Linked DNA regions of Homo sapiens: region 2 is linked to region 1. Evidence: chromatin loops called from intact Hi-C (ENCODE). Cell type or tissue: PC-3. All regions are shown on one strand.

Region 1 (8,000 bases):
AAGGATGCAGCAGTTCATTAACAAGAGGCAATGGAAAAGTGAGCTTCCACTTACGAAAATGCCATCTAGAGAAACACTTTCAGGTCTGTGCTGTGCCTATCCAAGCAGAAATTCTCTAGAGGACTGGAGAGTTTCCAGCTTTCCTCAAAATGGAATGGGTGATGACGGCTCTATGGGGGAGTTAGCGTTTCTTAAGGAAATTTTCTCTCAGGCATCTCTCTCTACGTGCTAGCAAGTTGCAGGGGAAAGCAGGTAATTCAGGGCACTAAATATAAGCCTGGGGATCAAATCCTTGCTCTGCCAATTTTATTTGAGGATTCTTGGCAAAATGACTTGAGCTTTCGGAGCCTTGGGCTCTTCATCTATAAAAAAGGGATGTATCAGATAGCTTTTGCTGAATAACAAATTTCTGAAAACATAGTGGCTTAAGATAACAAGCACTGAATATTTCTCATGATTATGTAAGTTGGCTGGGAAGTTCTTCAGGTGTGGGTAACCTCAGCTGGGGCTGGATGGTCAAGAACAGCCTCACTCCTATGCCTGTGGCCTCAGCTGGGATGGCTGGAGAGGTGGGCGCCTTGCTCCACATGGTCTCTCATCCCCGGGAAGCTAGCCTGTGCTTGTTCACAGAGTGGCAAAAGGGTTCAAAGCTGAGAGAGGGAAAGCCTTGATGCAAAAGCACTTTTCAAGCCCCTTACATTGTGTTTGCTAATGCCCCACTGGCCAAAGCAGGATGGTCAATACAGAATTGAGCGGATGGGGGAACAGACTCTACTTCTCGATGGGATGAGGTGCAAAATATTGTGGCTATTTTTTTTTAGTCTACCACAAAAAACAGCAACAAATCTACCCCAGTGGGTTATTGTGAGGCTCATATAAAATAATGCATGAAAATAAAGCTCTTGACATGGTCCTGGCACATAGTAGGTCTTCCGTGAACGTGAGTTTTCATTTCTTCTTTTTCTTCTTCTTGAGTAAGAGCACATCTTTATGAGAGGCATGATGGATCTGTTGACTCTAATTCCATTCTCTTTCAGAGCACATGGAAATTGAAGCCATGTGGGACTTAACAAGAGATCAAATAGTGCCTTAAACATCCCAGGGCAGCAGTCCTGTCCCCAGAGCCTGGGGCGGCCCCTGTGATGGAGCCTGTCTTTCCTGGTGCTCTGGGTCCCTCCCCTCCCAGCCTGCTGCAGGTCGGTCTTTTTCTCATTACAAATTGCTCATAAGCACACACATCCCCAGATGCCCGCATAAAAGCTGGTATTAAAGTTGTGTAATGGTGGTGTGAGCCTTGTTATTATTAGGGTAGCAGTAAGCTGTTCCCCAGAGCTTGGGGCTGTACTGGGCAAAGCTCTGGAAAAGCTGCACACTCTCTCCAGTGCAATCTGACCGCCCCCTCCCAGTGAGGCTGCAAAGAAGAGATACTGAGCTATGCAATTGTATGGTGAGTCAGTTATCAGGGGAGAAGAATTAGATTGTGAGGGTGGAAGCAGAGACCTCTGAGGAGAGAAACCCCTAGGGACAGAAGAGAAGCACTGGAGATCTTCAAAGGATTCTGCTGATGCATTTTCTCCAGGAAAAATTCCATAATATTTGGCACCTGCCAGAGAAATACTGCTCTGCATTTGATGGCATGTCATAGGGGACCAGGCTTCCTGCTCTTGTCAAGTCTTACCAACAACTCAGTGAGCTTGGCAGGAGCATCAGCCCCATTTTACAGATGTGGACTCTGGCGAGTCTTCACTCCTTTCCCAGGAATGCTCTCTCCTCTATTTAGTGGCCCCTCCTGTTCCTGGACCTTGGATCAGCTTATTCACTGATGATGACAGCGCTGATGAAACATTAATTCATGACCTCTGGAATACGCACTCTTTAACACATGTAAGTGTGTGTAGTGTGCGTGATTGAATATTAGATGAGAAATCAACCTTGGCCTCTTGCCACTGTAGCATCAAGGGTTCTCACAATGGCTGATGCAAATCTCATGATGAACACTGGGCTCAAGGGAAATGAGAGGCTACAAAGACCCGAGCCTGGAGGGTCAAATCACAAGCTAGGAAATGGGCAACTGCTTTTCAGAACACTGTTCAGAACCAGAATGGCAGAGGAGGCAAAAGATGAAAATTTTTTAAACCTTTCCTATATGGCAGAAACCGTGCTGAAGGCTTACATGGATTATTTCCTTTCATTACCACCAGCACCCCATTAAACATTAAACATTATCACCTGTGTTCAGTGCTCCCTTATATCTGGGACTCTTCTAGACACAGGATAATTTCTCTTTCCCACATCCTTGTTGGAGGCAAGACCATTTGAGAAACTTGACCAGTGACTGGTGAATGGGAGTGATGGACATCTTTTTTAGGCTGAAGCACTTAATAGTCTCCACGAGGCCCTCCAGTATCCTGGAAGCACATGGTAGACAGGGGTGACACATAGTTGAGACAGCCTGGATCTCTGAGCTTCCATGTAGAGGACAATAGCCTTGGGGAGATCCCTCAACCTCCAGCCAACTTTACTTGAATAAGAAATGCAACTTTGTTGTTGTAATCCACTGAGATTTCAGGGTTGTTTGTTATTGCAGCAAAACCTAGCATATTCTGCCTAGTGGATAGGCAGAATCATTATTTTATAGATGAGGAAATTAGGGCTCTGAATAGGTTAAAAACTTGCCAAGGGCACACAGAGCCTAAGTGGGAACACCAGGGTCTGAACCCACGTGTGGTTCCAGAGCCCAAGCTCTTAACCATGATATGATTAGACAAAAGTCATGGCCACTGGGAAGTCATTGAAGGACTTTTCAAACTGGAAGTAACCTGATGACCATAGGGTTTGCAGAAGCCTGCCCTGGCTTGTGTGTGAGGGGTGAGCTAGACTAAGGAGACAGAGCAACGCCCAGAGCAGTCAGTTCACCCAAGGTGTTGTCTTTCTCCCACATCTGCCACATGGAGGGGCAGACCTGTTACTCACCCTGCCTGGTGGTATTTGCATGTTTCAGAGGAAAGGACAGCAAGAGCTGCTTCGCCTTGGGAACAGGGAGGGCAGGAGGGGAAGGGGTAGCTGGTGTGGAGGCGGGGGAGATGCTGCCAGGGAGGGGGCAGGAAAATTCTCTACCCCTCTCCCGAATCACTGCAGCCCGCCCATGGCCCTCAGAGCTTACTCAATGCTGTCTTTCCCAGAGTGTTTCTCTTGGCAGAGACCTCCTCAGGGGCCCTACCTTATGATGAATGCCACACACCCAGGACAGAGTTTGGTAATTTCAATGGGTTTTTACCATCTAGTTCAGCCAGACGATTGAGATGTTTGTCTGTGGCAGGTTTGCCAAAGCTGGCCTTGGGTCACCTGGGGCTACAGACCATGCCCGTTCCCCCTCTCCAAGATTCTGATGCAGTCAGTTTGCCGTGGGGCCTTGGGCTCCCTGTGCTTAACAAGCCCTCCAGGGGACTTACACCCTCTCGCAGGTTTGGAAACAGTGACTCATGCAGTACCAAGTCAGTCTGACTGAGCTGTTTCGGGAGTGAGGTTATGGGATACTTTGGCATCCTGAACATAGCATGGAGCCCTTGTCCCCTGCAGCCAGAACAATTTTTCTGTCTATTGAAATTTCTTTACATTTTTTATGAAATTAAATTTGGAAAAGATTTATCCAGTTTTTAAAGTTTATTTTGTTTTTCAAGATGAAAACAAATGGTTTACTACATACCTGAACACTCCCTTTGTGAGCCCATGTGAGAATTTGCTTTAAGTCTCACTCCCAGGAATATCTGTGATTCTTGTGAGTGACGGTTTGCTTTTACCTTAGTGACACTGTGATTCTTGTAACTAATCATATATCCTCTCTGCTGTAGCAACTGGGAAGCCCAGAGCCAAATTTGCAGTTCCTCCTAGCAAAAATGTTCTGCAGCCACTGAAATTCATCTTATGTTTCTCCCCTCGTTTTTCAGTCATTTGCTATAATACCACCTTTTACAAAAAACGTTATTTGTATTTCTAAAAGCTTCACAAATCCTTTTTGGAATGAGGTGAAATGGACATGAATAAAGATAATTCTAGGGAAATAATTTCACAAAATTGCTGCCTCTAAGTTTCAGCTTGTAGGAACTACAGGACTTTGAGCAAAAGCCAGCCCTCCTCAAGTGATCCTGAAGTATCGACAGGGGAAATGGTGCTTCTGGGTTCCCGGAACAGAGGGAGGCAGGCTGAGAGGGTACCTGGCTATCCTGAGGCAGGGTGTGTTTTGTGATGCTGCCCTCTGGGCTGGGCAGTGTGAGTGGCCAGGGGCCATCTTCAGCATGGCAGAGTCCCCTCCTGCCCAGAAACAGCTTCCTTAGCACTGGAGGCATTCAACAGCCAGGGATTAATTCTTTTGGGTCTTGATAACTCTTCATTTTTCAGGGTCTCCACAAAAATCCAAATGTCTCTGGGCAGGGAGCAGGCCTCAGGTGTCTCAGGTAGCTCCAGCGGAATCCCCAGGAGGGATGGGAAGCAAACTTCCTGGGAAAATGAGTGAGCCAGGCTGTCCCAGTGGTTGAGTCATAAGGTTGGCAAAGGTGCGTGTGTGTCCTGGGTGGAGGAGGCAAAAACAGTGGCTTTTCCTAAGGCCCTGGGCCCCTATGGGCCTCCCTTCAGCCTAGGACTGGGATGTGGAAAGAGGAGAAGGAAGATGGAAAAAAGGACTACCTATAGCTTTGCCAAAGGCTGACCTGGCAGGGTCCTCAGGTGTTTCTGTGCACCCTCGAGAAAGATTGTACCTGCTGGGTTTTAACTCTGCCCTTAGCCCCGCTGCGGGCAGAGTGTGAGGAGGCCCTAGAGAGTGAAAACAGGGAACTATGGAGGGAAGTGTTTATAGTGAGACCTCAGAAGTGATGAAACCCCCCAATTACGGTTCCAGGCCTCGTTACCTCTCTCGGTGGTGCATTTGCGTGGTCTCTGGCCTCTTGGCCCAAAGGTCTCATGGCTTGAGTCCACAGGGACTCAAGCCCTATGGCCTAGTGGCTGTTCAGCCTCAGCGTTCCTCACAGGGCCAGCCCTGCCCTGGCCTTTCATGAGACACACGTGTGCATGCGTGTGTGTGAGTGCTAGTGAGGCCTGGTGGGCGCACAGAGGCCTGCCGACGTCTATTACATGGAGAAACATCTGTTTTCTGCAGAACATCCACAGTATCAGATGTTTTACTGCAAGGAACCCATTTTTTTAATAAAACGAAAATGAGACATGGAAATCAAGGTAACCACATTTTAAATGTTTATGGAAGATAAAGGTTTAACCACAAGTCTTTCATCAAATGGAGGACAGTAGAAAAAAGTTTAGGGAATGCCCTCTGGCTGTCCTCGCCTCTGCAGTGAAACCTTGAAGAGTCTCACCTCATCTAGTACCGGGGTCCTCCAGGCAGCTGGAAATAGTTAGCAGTGTGTCTAAATATTGTCGTGCAGCAGTCCCACCATCAGCCTGTCAGGCCACGACTGTTGTGGGGGAGAGAGATTTGTTCAACCGAAAAGCCCAGACTCAAGTGTGACCCACAAATGGTGCGTTGGGGCACAGAGCAGCCCTAGAGGGGAGGCCTCTGCTAGGAGAATGGGCCTCCTCTCTGATTCCTGAGGGTGTGAGCAGATGGAGGTGGGTGGGCCTGGGCAGGCTTGCCCCTTTTTTCCTGGTGTCCAGGGACCAGGGGCCCTGGGTTAGGGTGAGAGGCCCCTCCAACTCCTCCCACGAAAACAGGAGTGAGGTTTATGGCAGCTCTGTGGGGGACTTTGTCTCCTTAGATACCCACCATATGCGTCGTTGGTGAAAAGTCCTCAGGTGCCACCATCATTCCCATTCAACATCGTCACTGCTAGGGAAGGAAAGGCAGCATTTTCTCTGCAGTTACGTGGTCACCAGAATGGAAAATAACCTTCCTGCACATTTCAAGGATTCTTCCTCCCAAGACTGACGTGCACTGATATGTTATCTCATTTTCTCAGAGATTTCCATGTTATACTTGAGAAAACAGGGAGCCCAGAACCTCCAGACACAGTTCTGAGGAGGCTTCCTGGAGCACGAGCAGAGAGAAGGGCTGGGTCCTCTTCCTGGGGCTCACAGGGGGAAATGGAGACTTGTGATAGAGCCCCCCAGGGTGGCACTCCCTCACCTCTCCTCCACGGTCTGAAATCAGTCGCTCCACTTTGGACCTGAAGTAATTTTTCCATTTTAGAACAATCCCTCATTCCACAGCCCCATGCCAGGGACTTGTCTCTCTCACCATCAGCCGCCGCGTCCCCCAGAAACACACAAAGTGTAAGATGGAGCGAGGAATCAAGTTGAAGGATGTGACCCGCAGTTTATAGTGGGGCCCTCCAGACACCCGATCCCGTGTCTGAGCTCCATTACCACGGCTCTGGCCGCTGGCTGATTCGCCTTTCCTGAAAGGAGAGAGGTTCTCCAGGGAGAGGATGCCGGGGAGGAGGGAGCGGGGCGAGAGAGCTGTAAGCCTCGTGTGGAGGCTGGGTTCTGGGCGTGCTTTGGGTCTCCGTGGCTTCACCACTGTGCAGATCCCTCCTGGTGGTGGTGGTGGTGGTTGTCGGGGGAGGCGGGGGCAGGTTGTGTACTGTAGGAGTGAAATGAGATGGAGCCCACTGGGGGCTGTTTGGGCTTGGCAGTGAACTGGGTTTAGGGACCAGAGGTATCTTCTTCCCCGTCAGCCCTAACCCAAGCCATGTTCGTCTTGCTGATTTAGCAGGAACTAAAACGTAAAAGGGATTTCAACTGGGGCAGTGAAACCAAAGGTATTTCCTAGGCTCGTAAACCTCTTATGCTATCAAATAAACTGGAAGATTCTGCTTGGTGCACAAGCTCCATCGTTATTAGAGGTGCCATCGTCCAGCTGTTTGGCAAAGAGTTGCCCACAGAACAAGTTCTGTTTTCTTAGGCCTATGATGGAGGAACATTTGCGAAACCTTGAGACGTGCTATCTAGCCAGGGTCCTTTCGAAAAGTCCGTCCAGCCTGAGACTCTGATTGTGGGAATCCCAGAGTGCACGCGGCCAGCATGGAGTGGCTTCAGCAATCCTGGAAACATCTGTAACCAGGAGTTAGAACAAACCCACAATGCAGAGCCAGGAGCAAGGTAGGGTCTCAATAAATATTTGTTGAATGAATAACTTTGAATAGGAATCAAGAGAATCAGATCCTAGTCCTGGTTCTGTCATTTACCAACTAAATGTGGAACTCCTGAGCCTCAGTTTCAGCTTCTGTGAAATGGCCTGGGAAATCTGTCCTGGACACCTCTGAGGGTCTGCTTTGAGGATCAAGTGAGAGAGTGGATGTAAAAGTATAGGCGCTCATGTTAACATATTCCTCTTGTTTTCAGAGGCCTCCTTTTAATAACCAGTCATGACCTTTGTTCACACAAATGTATCTGCCCTTTCGTAGACTGGTTTCTATGATAGCCGGTGCCGACTCTTTAGGGAAGCTGTTCTGTTAGGTTTTCTCCAACAGTGTGATATAGAATAGTCTTGAATGTGAGCCTTTCTATTGCTCTCTCGAGAGTGTGTGTGTGTGTGTGTGGAAGAGAGGAAGGGAGGGAGGGACGGCGACATAGATGGGGTGGGATATATTCTTGTTCAAGGAGAGTCCTTCATTTTCAAGGTCTCTCTGGAAAAGCCACAGCCAGCCTTGTCTGTCTTCACACCACTGTCTCCTTCCAGACAGTTCTCATTTCTTTCAGTTTTCCAGGAAGGTGGAGCTCCTTTTCTTTGGGTCCGGCCGTATTCTTGTTGGTAATATTAAAATAATGATGGCTCATTTTTTGTATGGAACTTTCCCACTTAAAAACCACTTCTCAATAACAAAATTACTGCCAATGTGTTAGTCACCATGCTAAGCATTTTATATACCATAAACAAATGACAAACTAAGAAAAAAATATGGCATCTATGAAGGTTAAAGTTTATCACATAGAAAGAGCTTTAAAAATCAATAAAAGGTATGTCCCAAAAGAAAAATGGACAAAGGACAAGA
Region 2 (8,000 bases), 200 kb before region 1:
AATGTGGAAGAGTCAAAATCTTGTGTGTAAAGAAATTAAGATACTATGATGCATCTAATGAAAGCAGTTGGTATCATAAGCAATATGTTAGATCAGGTCAGTGCATTTTTCTGTATAATAAGTGAATATTTAGACCACTTGGTTAGTAATGGACCTTTTATTTAATTTTTTCCTTAAATATTCTCATCAGATTTCATCGGCTGTTCTTGAAATCTATACCTGGAGAGATATATATGAAATTTTTACAGTAATCTAAAGCTAAAAGCGTTCTTACGTCCAAAAGAGCTTGTAGTTTCCCTTTAGTTGTTTCATGACATAATTCCCTCTCTAAAATGATCATCTTCTTAAATCTGAGCTAAAAATCTTGCTTCTCCTGGGAAGCTGCTTCTTAGCACAGCAGCTCAGCGTGATCTCTGTCTCCTTACCATGTACTCTTTTGGTGGTTGCCTTATAATAATAATGGCAGAAGGAATAGAAATAGTAGTCATACTGGGAGCTGCTAATAGTAATTTTTTAAGCACTTAGTATATGTGAAACATTGTGGTAAGTATGTTACCAAGATTATTTTATCCTTTCTATTCCCCTGTGAGGTATTTATTATTATCCCCACTTTTTAAAATTTATTTATTTATTTATTTTATTTTATTTTATTTTATTTTTTTTGAGATGGGGTCTCGCTGTCACCCAGGCTGGAGTACAGTGGTGCGAACTCGGCTCACTGCAAGCTCTCCCTCCGGGGTTCATGCCATTCTCTTGCCTCAGCATCCCAAGTAGCTGGGACTACAGGCGCCTGCCACCACGCCTGGCTAATTTATTTTTTTGTATTTTTTAGTAGAGACGAGGTTTCACCATGTTAACCAGGATGGTCTCGATCTCCTGACCTCATGATCCACCCACCTCGGCCTCCCAAAGTGCTGGGATTACAGGCGTGAGCCACCGCACCCAGCCTATCCCCACTTCTAAAATAGGAAACTGAGGCTTAAAAAGGCCACATAGCCAGTAAATGTGCACATAATATTTGTGTACCTAATTTCTATGATAAAAGGGTACTTTCATTTATAAAAAAATAAAATCCAGAATTTCTCAAGTTGCTATTGAGAAGGTATCTCCCAATAGTGTGTTGGAAAAAATATTTAGACCATATTTTCTGAGAGGTAACAATCCCTCAGGCCTCCCGCTGCTGAAGATACTGCTGTTTCTTCTTAACCACTGGCCCATGTGTGTAAATAATTGTCACAGTATTATAGGTGAGACAGAATTACAACATTCCAACAAGATTCTATGAAAATAGAAGATAATAAAATGGAGAATCATTCTATGATTCTAATTACTCTAATTTCAAAGTCTAGCTGTGTCATCAGTGTGTGATTCATTTTAAGTATCTGTGTCTTCCTTCTGTGTCTTAGCTCACTTCTATGTGGCAATGACCATGTTTAATATATACCTAGAAACTTTGAGTCTTTAAAATCTGGTCCTGGAGTCAAATATTCAAAGAGCTTGGAGTCTCTACTCTTGGTTTTCCAGAGTCCACTTTCTTTTCAATTCCTATTTCTCATTGGGAGTCTTTCTTTTTCCTGGTGATTGATGCCAGGGGTGACTTTTTACGTTATGTGAGATCTGAGCTACCTACGAGTGTGGATTTTTTACCTTTAAGTCCTCTAAAAGTTTGCTGTATAAGAATATAACAGAACTTCAAAATTTATATGTGTGTTAAGCATATGTAAGAAAATAACCCTCATTACTACATCTCACTGGCCAGTTTATCAGCTTATTGAAAACAGAAGTTGTCTTCTATATATATGCTTATATTCCCCCACAATGCATGGTACATGGCCTCTAAATTGGATGGATATAGTAGATGGATGATATTAAACTGTCTATTATGGATTTAAAGTGGAAGATTGAGTGTATGTTTTATTCCTTCTCTCCTTCTGAAATTGATTAAAATGACATGATAGAATGAAAGCATAAACCTACTAAGATAAAACCTACTAAGATAAAAGGAATGGGAAAGGAGATAGCAACAACAACAACAAGATTTGAAGCTTAAAGCAGATAGATGAGCAATAAGTCACCTAGTCAACTTGAGAACATTGAATTCTAAGACAGCATTGTAGAAAATACAGAACTAACCTGGGATGGATCACGAAACCCCTATAGGTTCAGGAAATGGTGCCAAGTACTTTGGAAGTATGGTGAGAGCGTTGAGGCTAGGTTGAAAATGAAAGTATTGGTTGAAAGTCTGTTTAAAAAGCAACGAGACCAAATTAAACATAGGCCCAGCAATTTCACTCCTAGGCATGTCTCCAGAAAAATTGAAAACAGGTACTCAACCAAAATACTTGTACACAAGTGCTTATAGCAGCATTATTTATAATAGCTAAAAGTTGGAAACAACTCACATGATGAAAGAATGAACAAAATGTGGTATAGCCATACAATAGAATATCATTCAGCCGTAAAAAGAATGAAGTACTGGTACATGCTACAACACCATATGAACCTCAAAAATGTCATGCCAACATAAGTAAAAGAAGCCAATCCCAAAAGACTACATATTGTATGGTTATATGAAATGTGCAGAACAGACAAATCTGTAGAGATTGAAAACTGACTGTAGGTTGTCAGGGACTGGGGAGAGACAGGAATGGACAGTGACTGCTTAATGGGTACAGGTTTTTCTTTTGGCATAATGAAAATGTTTTGGAACTTGATAGGAGATGGTGGGGCACAATATTGCAAGTATGCTAAGTAGCACTGACTTCTGTACTTTAAAATAGTTAATTATATGTTATGGGAATTTCACCTCAATAAAATAACAATAACAATTAACATCCCCTTCCACACAATTGAGGAACTATCTTTTTACTACCTTTGCAGAAGACTGGGGATTTGTTCTCTGGAGAGGGTTAAACAGAAGGTTTCTACGATAGAGGGCACAGCTTACAAATGAGAGTGGGGATGCTACTGAAGTAAAGGGTAGTTGAGTAAATATTTACATGCTGTTTTAGAGATGTTAGGAATAAACCTGTGCAGATAAGAGGATTCTGCCAATACAAGAGACAACATTGAAGAAACTTGGGATTAGAGGTACCACAAAGAAATGGCCAGAGCACCCAAAGTAAGCCATAGTTGACAAGCCTTACCACTGGGCAAAACACTTAAAGTCATTGTTTTAGCATCCTGCCCCTGGTGGACAGTCAGAGGTCACCTAACATGTAATGAAAACTTCTACTATTAATATTAAAAACAGATGCCAGAATACACTAGGGAAGAAAAAAAGCTACTTGGAGGAAATAGAGATGATGAAGACAGAAGAAAAAGTTTAACATTCTCAGAGAAATAAAAAAAAAATTATTTATTTGGAGATATATTTACATAAAGTAAAAGTCACCCTTTTTAGGTACATCATCTATGAATTTTGAAAAGTTTATACTAGTTGGGTAACCTTCAGTCTACCTCCATTATGTCAGGATACAGAAAATTTTTTTCAGTTCAACATCTTTCTCAGCTTCTTGTTCAAAAATGTAATTATTACTTAGAGGGTCAGGATTACAGTAGATTTGCATCGACTTCTAAAACTACATTTTAATAAGCATTATAGTGAAAAAATTCTAATTTAGAGTTGTTGACTGAAAAAGACAACATGGGGGAATTTTACTTATTTTCCTCTGTTCCTGTCTGATGTCAAGGAGAAGGATAAAATGAGATGAATATTGGACTTTAAAAATACAGATATCTAATATTGCTAGATAACAGGATGAGACAAATTTTAAAGAGAGTACAGTTCAGTATAGTCTTTTAAGCAAATAAACTGATTTGCTCCAGAAGCTTTAGGATTCTAGATATTTCATAGAACTGAAAGGCCAAAACCCATGACATTCTTTTTATTCTTTGGATATAAGACATATTATGAGTGAGGAGAAATGTTGCTTTCAAGGCTACTGCATGTGGTCATGCAAGTTATATACTCAATCACTTTACCATAGGAAGTAGCTCTGGTTGCATATCTTTTAGGATGGTAATCTTTACTCAGTCTGGGATCCCTTCCCAACTTTTGGTGTGTCAAATGTAATTTTTTTCTCTAATGCTTAACTTTTTCTATTAATATCCCATATTAATTGTCTTCCTCTATACATTGACCTATGTTACCATTTAATAAATTAGCATTTATTAAAAAACCTAAAATCCCTATGTGTACTTTATGTTCTTGTTTCAGTGGTCTGTCTAGACTACCACAATGCAACTCTCTCAATTTCTGTGGCTTATAATATGCCTTGCTTTAATTTTTTAAAATTGCATTTTTCATAGCATTTCTTTTGTGTTTTGCAAATGAACTTTAAAGCCTTTTAATAAATACAGTTGACCCTGTGCACGTGCCCACGGATTCAACAGTGGATTGAAAATATTTTTAAAAAACAACACAGCAATAAAAGTAATATAGATTTGAAAATATAGTATAACAATTATTTACATAGCATTTACATTGTATTAGGTATTAAATGTAACCTATAGGTGATTTAAAGTAAATGGCAGGGTATGTGTAGGTTCTATGCAAATGGTACTCCATTTTATATAAAGGACTTGAGCATCCGCAGATTTTGGTGTCTGCAGGGGTCCTGGAACCAATCACCCAAGGATACAGGATGACTGTACTTTTAAAAGTCTATAGTATATAGAGTGAAATTCTGTGAAATTTCCACTTTCATCCTTGTTCTGCATGTTTTATTTTTATTATTCATGGGTTTGTGTGTGTGTGTGTGTGTGTGTGTGTGTGTGTTTAACGTTGTGAATAGGTTTTTCTCCATGATTTGATGTTTTTATTGTTTTTATTACATTTTAATTTCACCATACTGTACGTAAAATCTCTGTAATTTATTAACTTATAACTACAATTATGTACCCTTTCACCAGCATCTCCCCATTCTCTCCACTCCCCAACTCCTGTGTTATTGGTTCGATAGCATATGGTAGAAGCATCAATTTTTGTTTGTGTGTCTTGAAACTACCCAACTAATTGGAACCTTATTAGTTCTGTTATTTTTTCATTTGACTTGCTTAGGTTTTCTAGGTAGACAATCATCATACATAAATAATGTCATTTCAATATTTATATCTTCCCTTTTTGTCAAGTTGCATCAACTAGAGTTTTCTGAACAATGGTGAATAGTAGTGATACAGCAAACTGTTGTCATTCATTATATGTGGGCAAAATAGTATTTGGCATACATTTGGACATACTACATTTTAAAAAATAATAGCTTCATTGAGATATAATTTACATAACATAAAATTTACCCTTTTAAAGTGTACAAGTCAGTGTTTTCTAGTATAGTCAGAGTTGCACAACTATCACCACCGTCTAGTTTTATAACTTCATCCTAAAAAGAAACCCATGCCCATTAGCAATCACTTCCTTTACTGTCTTCACTCACCACCCAAACTCCTGGCAAACATGAATCTACTTTCTCTCTGTATGGATTTTCCTGTTCTGGACAGTTCATATAAATGAAATCATACAATATGTGGTCTTTGTGACTGGCTTCTTTCACTTAAGCATAATGTTTTCAAGATTCAACCATGCTGTAGCATGTATCAGCACTTCATTTCTTTTTATTGGCAAATAACATTCTATTGTATGGGTATACAACATTTTGTTTAGTCATCAGTTGATAGATTTTTTTTTTAACATTTTTGGCTACTATGAATAAGGCTGCTATGAAAATTCATGAATAAGATTTTATATGGACATATGTTTCCATTTCTCCTGAGTGTATGCCTGAGAATAAAAATTGGGGCACATGTAACTATGTTTAACATTTTCCAGAAATCTTTTTGACTTCTATTACTTTGCTGTCCTCGTCATTTATTCTCTGCCTCTTTCATTACTTCCTCCTTTTCTTCTCTGTCTCAAAATGTACACGTTCCCTAAGTTTTGGGCCATAACTCTTCCTCTCTCTTAATTCTCTTTATCAGCAATTCATTAGACTCCCTTTTCCTGAGCTACCTCCCTCTTACTTTCAAGAATCTTTTGTCAGCCTGATCATTCTCAACCTCGAGCTCTGCATTATTACTGTCCACTAAATAACGCATTCTTGATTATCTTGCCGGCAGGAAAGTAGCACCATCTCTCTCTAAAGCCTGGACATAGGAGTTATAAAAATGTCGCATGACATTTTTGTTTTCTCAGTGCATACAAAAGTTATGTTTATACTATAGTGTGTTAAGAATCTAATGGCATTATATCTCAAAAAATATGTACACATCTTACTTAGAAAATATTGTTTAAAATGCTAATGATCATCTGAGCCTTCAGCAGTTCACAGTCTTTTTGCTGGTGGAGAGTCTCGCCTTGATGTTCATGGTTGCTGACCAGAGTGGTGGTTACTAAAGGCTGAGATGTGGTGGCAGTTTCTTAAAATAAGACAACAATGAAGTAGTCTGCTGTATCAATGGACTCTCCTCTCACAAAAGGTTTCTCTGTAGCATGTGATGCTGTTTGGTAGCCTTTTACATTCAGTAGAACTTTATTTAAAATTGAAGTCCATATTATCCATTCCTGCTGCTGCTGCTTTATCAGTGAAGGTTTCTCTGTAGCATGTGATGCTGTTTGGTAGCCTTTTACATTCAGTAGAACTTTATTTAAAATTGAAGTCCATACTATCCATTCCTGCTGCTGCTGCTTTATCAATGAAGTTTATGTAATATTTGATATCTTTTATCATTTCCACAACGTTCATAGCATCTTCACCAGGAGTAGATTCCATCTCAAGAAAACACTTTATTTGCTTGTCCCTAAGAAAGCAGCTCTTCATTATGTCAAGTTTGATCATGAGATTACAGCAATTCAGTCACATCTTCAGGCTCCACTTCTAATTCTAGTTTTCTTCCTATTTCCACGACATCTGAAGTGACTTTCTCCACCAAAATATTGAATCCCTCAAAGTCATCCATGAGAGTTGAAATCACTGTCCTCCAAACTCTGGCTAATGTTGACATTTGCCCTCCTCCCATGAATTATGAATGTTATTAATAGCATCTAGAATGGTAAATCCTTTTCCAAAGATTTTCAACGTACTTTGCCCAGATCCTCAGAGAAATCACCATCTATGGCAGCTATAGCCTTACAAAATGCATTTCTTAAAAAATAAGACTTGAAAGTCAAAATTACTCCTTGATACATGGTATGCAGAATGGATGTTGTTTTAGTAGGCATGAAAACAGTATTAATCTTGTACATCTCCATCAGAGCTCTTGGATGACAGGTGCATTGTCAATGAGCACTAATATTTTGAAGGGAATCTTTTTTTCTGAGCAGTAGGTCTCCACAGTGAGCTTAAAATATTCAGTAAACCATGCTATAAACATATGTGCCATCGTGCAGGCTTTGTTGTTTCATTGATAGAGCACAAGCAGAGTAGATCTAGCATAATTCTTAAGAACCCAAGGATTTTCAGAATGGCAAATGAGCCTTGACTTCAGCTTAAAGTCACCAGCTGCATTCCCCTCTAATAAAATGAGTCAGGCTGTCTTTTGAATCTTTGAAGCCAGGCATTGACTTCTCCTCTCTAGCTATGAAAGTCCTAAATAGCATCTTCTTCCAAGAGAAGGCTATTTTGTTTACATTGACAATCTGCTGTTTATTGTAGCCACCTTCATTATGATCTTAACTAGATCTTCTGGACAACTTGCTACAGCTTCTACATCAGCAATTGCTGTTTCACCTTGTACTTTTATGTTAGGAAGATGGCTTCTTTCCTTAACCCTCACAAACCAGCCTTTGCTGTTTTCAGACTTTTCTTCTGCAGTTTCCTCACCTCTCTCAGCTTTCATGGAATTGAAGAGAGTTAGGACCTTGCTCAGGATTACACTTTGGCTTAAGGGAATGTTGTGGCTGGTTTAATCACTCAGACTTTCTCCATATCAGCAAAAAGCTGTTTTGCTTTCTTATCATTTGTGTGTCCACTGGAGTCACACTTTTAATTTCCTTCAAGAACTCT

Evidence for each region. Peaks named below come from ENCODE experiments on the same cell type or tissue, not always from the same donor. Only the 100,000 strongest peaks of a DNase experiment are listed, where the experiment ranks them.
Region 2: a loop joins it to region 1, with 4 times the contacts of the local background. A loop is called at or near these places in 2 of 110 quality-filtered maps.

What each region holds. Positions count from the first base shown.
Region 1 is chr2:45,279,376-45,287,375 of GRCh38, reverse strand. No RefSeq gene overlaps it. Among named protein-coding and RNA genes, the nearest start is that of LINC01121, 28 kb to the right of the region's middle. In PC-3, no CTCF peak of the experiment used is centred here; DNase peaks (open chromatin) are centred at 2,975, 3,415 and 4,525; H3K4me3 peaks cover 625 bases; H3K27ac peaks cover 6,509 bases.
Region 2 is chr2:45,479,394-45,487,393 of GRCh38, reverse strand. The region is part of intron 15 of SRBD1 (S1 RNA binding domain 1); the gene reads left to right. Among named protein-coding and RNA genes, the nearest start is that of SRBD1, 130 kb to the left of the region's middle. In PC-3, a CTCF peak has its summit at 3,199; no DNase peak of the experiment used is centred here.